Regions from separate parts of the Homo sapiens genome. Here region 2 is linked to region 1. Evidence: chromatin loops called from intact Hi-C (ENCODE). Cell type or tissue: PC-9. All regions are shown on one strand. Links, peaks and the distances in the headings refer to the core of each region. The heading gives the core; the rest is flanking DNA.

Region 1 (5,387 bases), core at 82-5,081:
AGTGGCTAAGCTGAGAATCAAATCAAGAACTCAACCTCTTTTACAGTAGTTGCAAAAAAATAAATAAGTAAAATACTTAGGACTATACTTAACTGAGGAGGTAAAAGACCTCTACAAGGACAACTACAAAACGCTGCTGAAAGAAATCACAGATGACACAAACAAATGAAAACATATTCCATGCTCATAGATGGGTAGAATCAATACTGTGAAAATGACCTTACTGCTAAAAGCCATCTACAAATTCAATGCAATTTCCCTCAAAATACCACCATCATTCTTCACAGAACTGGAAAAAAAAAATCCTAAAATTCACATGGAAACAAAAAAGAGCCTGCATAGCCAAAGCAAGACTAAGTAAAAAGAAAAAGTCTGGAGGCATCACATTACCAGATTTCAAACTATATTATAAGGCTATATCACCAAAACAGCACGGTACTGGTATAAAAATAGGCACATAGACCAATGGAACAGAATAGAGAACTCAGAAATAAACCCAAATACTTATAGCCAACTAATCTTCAACAAAGCAAACAAAAACATAGAGTAGGGAAAGGACACTCTCACTTTTTAAAGGTATGGGGCCTAGAGTGAATGAATGCACATCACATTTGTAGGGATGACCCTTTGTGTCTTGTACCGTTTAACAGATATGCATGCACCTTTGTGGGACAAATTGTTCTTTTTTTAAGTCATCTTTTTAGCATTCAATTACAAGAAGAAAATGGCCAAGCAGGCAGAAGAGTTCTGTATTATTTAATCCATCCATCTCCTTCTCTGGCTTCTGGCAAGGGAGGCTGCTGTACTACTTCTTTCCCACCACTCAGTAGACCGATGGAAACAGGAAGTTGAGTGCTCTCCCTGCCGTTGCCTTCAGAAATCTTGTAGCATCTGACAGATTGAGACACATTGCTTCTCTCTCAATGAGGCCTGCATTGGTGACAGTCTCCAGGCAACATGATTGAGAGGGAAGCTGGACAGTCTGTCAACTTGGCCTTCACAGGGCTATTAGAGTGAAGCAAGAGATAAAATGTATTTTGTTTTCAACAAGGTTCCATGTCTGTCTTATATTATCAACTCCAAAACATACCATGAAATATGACTTCTTATTATCCCTACTTTTAGAGCACTTAGAAACTGTTAGGCGAGGTGGAAGTAAAGAACTGGGTGTAACTGGCTGCAGCAGCTTATGCTTGTAATCCCAGCACCTTGGGCGGCTGAGGCAAGAGGATTGCTTGCGTCCAGGAGTTCAAGACCAGCCTGGGCAACATAGTGAAATTCTGTCTCTACAAAAAATAAAAAACTAGCTAGGCATAGTGGCGCATGCCTGGAGTGCCAGCTACTTGGGAAGCTGAGGTGGGAGGATCCCATGAGTCCTGGAGGTTGAGGTTGCAGTGAGCTGTGATCGCACCACTGCACTCAGCCTGGGTGACAGAACGAGAGACCCTGTCTAAAAAAAAAAAAAAGAACTGAGCGTTAATTTTTCCTGAGTAGTATGATGCTACTCTTTCTGAGATCACTATTTGTGGTAGATAAGATAATGCCCTCACACCCCAAAGTTATGAATTCTGCTGCTATCGTGTATGCTAATGCCTTCCATAGGCACTAGAAAGGCACTTTAACCATTGACCATTATTTAAGGATCCATTGAAAAGTAGAGTATATGTTTCCTATTGCTGATGCCCTGACCTAATCCCTGGAACCTGTGAATATGTTATGTTATATGGCAAAGGGAAATGCAGGTTGGAGACGAAATTAAGGTTGTTAATCGGCTGACTTTAAAATAGAGAGAGCATCCTGGATTATCCAGATGGGATCAATGTAATCACAAGGGTCCTTAAATGTGGAAAAGGAAGGTAGAAAAGTCAGAGTGGCTGAGAAAGACTCAGCTGGCCATTGCTGGCTTTGAAGATGGAAGAGTGTCATAAGTCAAGGGATATATGGAGCCTCTGGCAGCTGGAAATCACAAGAGAAAGGATTTACCCCCAGAGCCTCCAGAAGGAAGCAAGGTGTCCTTGCTGACACCTTGATGTTAGCCCAGTGAACCCATTTCAGACTTCTGACCTCTAGAAATATAACATAATCAATTTGTTTCATTTTAAGCCGCCAAGTTTGTGGCAATCTGTTATGGCAGCAATAGGAAACATATACTCTACTTTTCAATGGATCCTTGAATAATGGTCAATGGTTAAAGTGCCTTTCTAGTGCCTATGGAAGGCATTGGCATACACGACAGCAGTAGAATTCGTAACTCTTGAGTGGGGATATTACCCCATGCCTCATATTCTGTAGAAAACAATATTAAAGCTACATTGCTTGTCTAGCCTTATACCAGAGGGACTTATCTGACTGGTGTGGCCTGGTGATTTGGGCAGGGTTCAGCTGAGATTGTTCATTTCCATTCTCTGTGGTGTTTGTTGGGTTCACTCACATATTTGTGGTCACTTGGCATGTTGATTGGTGTTGCCTGATCCTGGATGATGTAATTTACAGGCCTAGCAGTTGGCTGAAGTGTCAGCTGGGGCACTTTGGTTTTTATCCACATGGCCATTCCACTGGTTTAGCTAGCCTGGGCTTCTTCACTTGGTAGGTGAATTTTGAGAAAGAATGCAGAGGTTGCTTGACTTAGACCTTGGCTCAGAAATTGCTTAACATCATTCTGCTTCTTTCCATTGGCCAAGGCAAGTGATGGGAACAGTAGCAACCCCACATTGCCGGGGGCATATATACAGGGATGGGAGGCATTTGTAGCTATATATATATATATATATATATATATATATATATATATATATATAAAATATAAATATTTTTTATCTAAATATATAAATATAAATATTTATATATATATATTACATATATATATATATTTTTTTTTTTTTTTGCTGTTGGTGCTGTTGTTGTTTTGAGATGGAGTCTTGCTCTGTCACCCTGGCGGGAGTGCAGTGGTGCGATCTTGGCTCACTGCAACCTCTGTCCCCCCGGTTCAAGCGATTTTCCTGCCTCAGGCTCCTGAGTAGCTGGGATTACAGGCATGCATCACCATGCCCAGCTAATTTTTGTATTTTTAGTAGAAATGGGGTTTCACCATGTTGGTCAGGCTGGTCTCAAACTCCTGACCTCATGATCCACCTGCCTTGGCCTCCCAAAGTGCTGGGATTACAGGCGTGAGCCACCGTGCCTGGCCAGCAATGGTTTTTTAAGTGTTATACTCTCTGTGGCTCCCTTTCTTAGGTTAGATGGCCTGAAGCTGGTATAGGTTCTTCCTTCTGTTCCTGCCTCTTTCATGTGGTGAGTCTGCCAAGGCAAGCTCTGCCCTCAAGAGGAAAGGCTTCCAGTTGTTTAGCTGCTGTGGCCATGAAAAGGTGGCTAAGTATAACTCAGTATGGAATAGAAAACTCATTCAGATCACAGGGACAGTTTCCATTCACCAGACCAGGTAGCCAGTATTACCACTATTATTAGGACCTCTGATTCCTTTGTATACTTCTCAATTGCTTCAGAACGTGGAAGACAGAAAGGCACGATTAAGTAATACCTCAAGAACTTAGCAAAAACCACCTGAAGGATACAGAGAAATAACCAGTGACAAGAAGGGAAAAGTTCAGGAAGGACAAAACTGGGACGTTATTCTAAAAGTGAAGGTACACATTCTACCAATATAAATGATGAAATAGGATGCACAAGGAAAATGGTCTTTGCCATCCTTATGGACTAACTGTAATATGTCCAATAATTAGGATGTTTAAAATATGTTGACAAAATTCTGGAAAGCATTGGCTGGTTTTGCATTTACATTCTGGTGAAGTCATTTTCTCCCTGTAACTGATATTTGGACAGTTCTCCTGAGACAGCAATGGGGCATAATATAAACTGTCATATAATCATTTAGACATTTCAATTCTCTCTATGTCTTCTTTTTGTCGACAACCTAAAGGAATATATATTGCACATACACATAAACAGACGTGTTTTCACTATTGTTGTGGATGCAATTGATAATGGAAACAAGAAATGAAGGGTCTCTGAAGAAGAGTGAGATTTTTTCAGTTCAGTCCAGTTAGTGAAGTCCAGTTCAGTTCTGAACTTAATCCAGAAGTTGTTATTTTTCCGCAAAAATGACAGTGAAAAATCAGAGGGTTACATGGGAGCTCTCATTTTGCAGCTGCAGAAGCAACAGCAGCAGCATGGAGAGAAGGCATTGGTGTGTGGCCACACGCAGCTTTGGGGTAAGAGCAGGCAATAAGGAAGCAGTGCATTATAATGGAAGGAGCATGGGCTTTGGTTAAAGATAGACCCATGTTTTTGACTCCTGCCTTTGCAAATTACTCACTTTCTAACCTTTCCTGTTTTCATTTCTTCTGTAAAATGGGGCTGATTGCCCTCATCTCATGACTATTGTAAGGATTAAATAAGATATATTTCAAATGTCTACTACTGTGCCTTGCACATTGTAGGCACACAAGAGTGATGACCATACAGAAATGAAATTTGCAGAATTCGTGGGGGGAATTGTGATTCAAGTCCTTGCATGGGTCTGAGCAGTAGCTAGTAAGAACAGAAGTAGCTAGGGTGGTAGAGATAGATAGATAGATAGATAGATAGATAGATAGATAGATAGATAGATAGATTGTAGAAAGCTCCATGTTTTTAGGGATGCATTTTTAGCAAGTACATTATAAGAGATAGTATTAGAACTAACTTTTCACTTTCAGATAATTCTCAAGAAATAATAGGTCTGGTTGGAAAAGCCATGGACTAGTGTGACAGGTCTAAGGGGATAAAAGAGTAATATAAGATGACAACAGAATAGGCAGAACCGGACCACACTTGGACACAGAGAGCTCTCCAAGCTGATTTTGAGCTGTGTCATACCTATGGCAGAGGCAGTATTGGTTCCCATGGGCTACCCTCCAATCTTTCCTCTTGTCGACTTGGCAAGCCTGGGACCTCTTCTGAAAACCTCAGCTCTAACAACTCCTAAAGTGTCTCAGTGTAACAGGTAAGGAAACTGACAAAAGCAGGGACAAGGGCACACTCTCCCTGTTGAGCCCCTCAGTTGGTTTAGCAACCAGGGAGAGGCCACTCCCTGGCTTAGCTCTTTCATCCATAAGCTAGGATCCCTGGTGCCTCTCCCAGTTCTTTCTGCAACCTGCTATAGCATCAGGAGGAGGGAGGGACTCAAGCCATCTTTCTGCAACTCAATGCTCATATTTCTGGCTTGTTATCACAGTGATGTATCCTTAGGGACAGTGAGTCACATCCTAGAAGTAGCTGGCATCCTTGGAGCCATCCCTGACTTTCTCTCTCCCAGCAGGGTGGGAGAAGAGCACCTCTCCTTCCAAGGCATGGAGGCAAGAAAGTCTTCCCCTTCTCAATCCTCTGTT
Region 2 (5,387 bases), core at 66-5,065, 51 kb after region 1:
GTTTTTGCCCTTTCTTGAATTAATATGGTAGCTCCCCCTTATCCATGTGTATTAATCTGTTTTCACACTCACGCTGTGGATAAAGACATACCCGAGACTGGGTAATTTATAAAGAAAAAGAGGTTTAATGAACTCATGGTTCCACGTGGCTGGGGAGGCCTCACAATCATGGTAGAAGGCGAAAGGCACGTCTTACATGGAGGTGGCAAGAGAGAATGAAAACCACGCATAAGGGGAAACCCCTTATAAAATCATCAGATCTCATGAGACTTACTCGCTACCATGAGAACAGTATGGGGGAAACCACCTCCATGATTCAATTTTCTCCCACCAGGACCCTCCCAGAACACGTGGGAATTATGGGAGCTACAATTCAAGATGAGATTTGGGTGGGGACACAGTCAAACCATATCACCATGGCTTCTCTTTCTGCAGTTTCAGTTACCTGGTATAGTACAATAAGATATTTTGAGAGAGTGACAGAAAGAGAGAGAGATAGAGATACTACACCCACATAACTTTTATTACATTATATTATTATAATTATTCTACTTTATTATTATTGTTATTAATTTCTTACTGTGCCTAATTTATAAATTAAGCTTTATCATAGATTTGAATGTATAGGAAAAAACAGTATATATAGTGTGTGTGTACATATATATCTATGTATATATGTGTGTGTGTGTGTATATATATATATATATACACACGTATAGATATATAGGCTTCAATACTTGCAGTTTCAGGCATCCACTGGAGGTCTTGGAACATATTCCCCAAGGATAAGGGGGGAATACTGTGGTAATATTAGCAGCAACTACTGTGGTAAGCCAGGTCTCCCTAAAGGCTGAACAGGCAGGCCTCCATAACAACTATTTCAGCACTGAGTGGTTAAGTTAAATATTAAAAGCCAAAAGACCTAGTGCCCCTATACAAAGGCTGGAATGTAACAAAAGCCCACCAGGAGTTTTGCCTAGGCTTTTCCTGGGCTTTGAAGCATGACAAGATAACGAAGGAACTCTTAACAGGAGCCGTTTAGGATTAAACATGTCTTACTGGGGGTCTGAAGAAACTCCCCAGGCCTCCACAAAGAAGCTTATTAGGGGTCTAAAGGAACTCCCCAAACCTCCATGATTTCGCAGGGGACAAGATAAGGGTAATTACCCCAGCACCTGGACGTATTTGGATTAAGTAAATTTACTAAGGCTCCAGAGGAAGGTGTTCAGGATTCAGATCTTAGTTATAGATTAGAAGAATTTAATCACTTACGTCTTTCGATGAATGCACACTTACATGTAGACGTATAGCTTAGAAGGTATATAAGCTCTGGAAAACTTTGTAATTTTGAGTTGGTCTGGCGATATTTTCCAGGCCTTCTCCCTGTACCCAGTTATAGACATAAACTCCCTTCTCTCAGTTCATCTGCATTTTTGTTATTGGGCTGTGAAAATAAGCAGCCTGACCCTTGGTTTGGTCTAGGAGCACTACTGCAACTATTATATTATAATAAATATTAATATTAGTAGGAATAGTGGTAGGCGCGTTCATAATTATGGCTGGTATCAGTTGTTTCTGATTCCCCAGTATTTTGGCCTCTGCTTTCAGTAACAACTAGGCTTTCCTTTATATAATTATCCCTCCCCATTGGAACTGGTCTTGGTTGGGATGTCAGAGTGTACACCTTCCTTTGGCCAGTGGCTCAAAGATGGCAACCTGGTGGAGCTGATGGGTCCTGACAGTGGCACCCTAAAGAGTCCATCATTAGTTCCTGTGGCTGACATATCTGGGGCTCTTCTGCTTCCTGGTTCTTTCCAAACCTTGGCCATTCAATTTAGCTGTTGATTCTTTCAGTTGTCTCAGAGTCATCTAATGTATTTTCTTTTCTTTTAAGTTACACAGAGATGATTTGCTTTGCTTAGTAATCAAAGGGCCCAAAATAATACTTGAGAGGTCACATTGGTCATAGTAGCTGTGGTGGTTGTTGTCATCCTTTTTGAAGTCACAGTAGTAATAACTACCACATACTTACTATCTATTATGTTCTGGGCATAGTCTAAGCATTATCTCATATCATCCATCTAACAATCCTGTGAAGTAGCAGATACATACCATTACCACCCCCTTTTGCAGATGAGAAAACTGTGGCTTAGAGAGATCAAGTAATTTGCCTGTAGCTGGTAAGTGATGGAGCCAGGATACAAATGCAGAATGTCCAGCTGTGATCCTTATACCCTTGATCACACCATAGCTTCTCTGTTAAATGACTCGTTGGGACGTGCCTGGCGATGTGCTCATCACTTTATATCAATTACCTAGTTTAATTTTCACAAAAATAATTAAGTCTCAGTATGGGTTCTGATGGCAGCCATACAGATGAGGAAACATGGGCTCAGATAGGTTAAATACTTTGTGACTGTTGCTCAATCCTAACATTCCAACCAAAGCCACCAAGCTGAGAAAGGTCTGAGCCTGTTGGGAGAAGAATGAAGACAAGGGCCTGGTCTGCCCAGATTTAACCTCACTCTGTGAATGGAACAGAGAACCTTAAAAACATGTCAAGAATTAGGCTTCCTTTGGAGGATTCTCAGGAGGTTTCGGCAGAGAGGAAAAACTTCCTTGTACTGAGATAACTTTGAAATCCTCATAATGAGGCCAATTTTTTTCTCTTCCTTTCTTCTTTGAGAATTCCAGGCCTGATTAGATCATGCTCTGTACTGGAGTCGGCCAAGGGCCATGGTTTAAATCACGTGCTCCTGATGACCTTACAAGAACATCTAAGAAGGATAAATCTATTTGTTTTACACTGAGATAATGGAAAATAAAGCTACCCCTGCTCCTCTCCAGGAGATCTTGCTTGCCAAGTTGGTTTTCATAACACACTTTTACAGTTGATTTATCTTCTCTGAAAAGTGAGACAAAAACTAAAAAATAAAGCAGCACTTAGCAGTGCTTTTGCCAAAAACAATGAAAGCCAAGAGCATCATCGTAGACTCTGTTACCAGAATTGGCAGGTTGATGTGTTTCCAGACATGGGAACAAAGACCCCAAATTCCAATGAGTCTGGAGAAATTTTCAATGGCCATCTTTGTAGTGTTTTGTCAGGAAATGAATGATTGGAAGGCACTTGTGTGGCTGCTGCTTGGCTTTTACCATCAACACCACATCCCACTGCCATTTATGGCCCCCACCTCCAAACTCCCAGGCCGAGTGGGGTTGAAAATTTGGAATTTGTACCCAGGAGGTAGAATGGGGCCACTTTAATAATTATCTGGTCGGGATGATTTTCTAGAGGATGCTGATGAGGGTGGTGTTGGGGAGGAACCAAGGGGATGGCAAAAGAGCAAGTGATTTCTGCTTTGCATTTAGTAGCAGTTACTTCTAGACCCAAACAACTTATTTGCAACTTTCAGAAGCATGGAAGGATGGGATTGTCATTGACTTAGTGTTTCTGTGCCTCGCATTCCTTTCTGTAAAATTGGGGCAATCCAGTGCCTAACTCAGGCTAGATGGGAGAATTACATGAGATAATGCATGCACTGTGCCTAGCACAGGGTAAGTGACCAATAAATATTAGGCTTTTGTTATTATTACACTCCCGGCTGCCTTGCAGCTTGGGTCATTCTGGGTCCCCATCCATGCCCACTCTTCTGCCCTCAGGGACTTGTGGCCTTCTTAGATTATATCTAAAATCTTTCCTGGGCTAACATTCTATTACCCAAGCCTATTCCTCTCTGTTTATAGGTGAAGAGAGAAACTGATGCCCAGAGAGGTGAAGTGACTTGTTCAAAGTCACAGTTAGCAAGTTTAATTCTGTTGCTGCTCTTACGTATTAGTTACCTATTGCTGCATAACAAATTACCCTAAGATATGGCATCTTAAAACAACTAACATGTATTATCTCACGTGGTTTCTGAGGGTCAGGGATCTGGGGGCAGCTTGGGTTTATGGTTCTCTCATCAGGTTGCGGTCAAGATGCCAGCTGGGGCTGTGGTTTCTGAAGACTTGACTGGGGCTGGATTTCATCATTTCCAAGATGACTCTGAAGGATAGCAGAAAATGCCACCCCAAAATATGCCATTTTGGCTTAAGAATTATTTTGAGCTGAAGGCAAAGGAGGAAAAGCAGATAGATACAAGAAGAGTTATCTGCCCTCCCTCTACTTGCCAGAAACACGATGTAAGTTTGTAAAGGTGCCCTCTCTCTTCTCCCTACCAGGAAGGACAGAAGTTAGTCACTAGAGACAACAGTAGACCCTTATAAGCCCAGAGAGGGCACCAGAGAAATCTTCATTAAAAACCTTACCAATGAGTCCTTCTCTTCCATTAGCCCCCACATGTATTTGCCTTTCCATAATTTGCCACCCCTAGAAGCTCAAAGTCCTTTTCCTTTGTCTTATCACTTCTCTAAAACTGTATGGTTCTTTTGTTAAGATGCAATATAAGCCCAAGTTCTAGCCACCCCTTTGTGTTACTCACTGGGTGTTCCCATGTGTATGTGTCATGCACATGTTAATGCAATTCTGCTTGTTTTTCTCTTGTTTATCTGACTTTTATCAGTCTAATTTGCAGAGCCCAGCCAACCAATGAATCTAAGATGGGTAGAGGGAAAACAGCTTTTTCTCTCCAGCAGCTTACTCAGATGGTTGTTGTCAGGAAGCTTTCATTCCTTGCCTGGGAGCCTGTCCTCAGGGCTGCTCAGGACATGACTTCCCGCAAGGCACGTGATCCAGGAGGGAGTGCAGATGGAGGCAGCAGTGTCTTTCATAAACTAATCTCGGGAGGGATGTGCGGTCACTACTCCCATCTGTGATGGGTCACACATACCAACCCTGGTACACTGTGGGAGGGGATCATGCAAGGTTCGTGACAACCAGGAGGCCAAAATTATGAGACACCGTCTTGCAGGCTGGCGACCACCCCCCTTTAAGTTAAAGACAAAGTCCTTAACAGAGAACTGCTTAACTTATCAGCCTCCACTCATAAAATACTCCTTTTGATCTCTGGGCTTTGGTTTACACTGGCCTTTTTTCAGTTGCCACACACACCACGTTCCTGCCCAGCCTGCCTTTGCAAGTGTTGCTTCCCCCATGCCTGGAACACTAATGTATCACTCCATCTATTAATATCCCATCAATTCTTCTTCATCCTTTAACATTCAGCTCTGGCAACACTTCCTCCAGGAAGCCTTCCCTGCTCCCTTAGCCTAGGTCTGGGCTTCTGGTCATATGCATTGTCTTGGTTGAAATTGAGTCATCAATTATTGAATGGATGTCTCCCTTACAGGAGTATGTGGTCTGACTTGCGCTCTCTGGGTTACAGGCAGGGAGCACGGATCATAGAGTCATGCTTAGATTCCAGGTTTCTTCACTCAGAATCCTGGATCCA

The links. Hi-C counts contacts between places; a loop is a spot of excess contacts. Peaks named below come from ENCODE experiments on the same cell type or tissue, not always from the same donor. Only the 100,000 strongest peaks of a DNase experiment are listed, where the experiment ranks them.
Region 2: it touches region 1 in a loop (4-fold over the local background); 2 of 110 quality-filtered maps call a loop at or near these places.

The regions. Positions count from the first base shown.
Region 1 is chr11:35,590,428-35,595,814 of GRCh38, reverse strand. No RefSeq gene overlaps it. Among named protein-coding and RNA genes, the nearest start is that of FJX1, 25 kb to the left of the region's middle. In PC-9, for the core only: no CTCF peak of the experiment used is centred there; a DNase peak (open chromatin) is centred at 2,474; H3K27ac peaks cover 745 bases.
Region 2 is chr11:35,539,315-35,544,701 of GRCh38, reverse strand. No RefSeq gene overlaps it. Among named protein-coding and RNA genes, the nearest start is that of PAMR1, 16 kb to the right of the region's middle. In PC-9, for the core only: no CTCF peak of the experiment used is centred there; a DNase peak (open chromatin) is centred at 2,531; H3K27ac peaks cover 912 bases.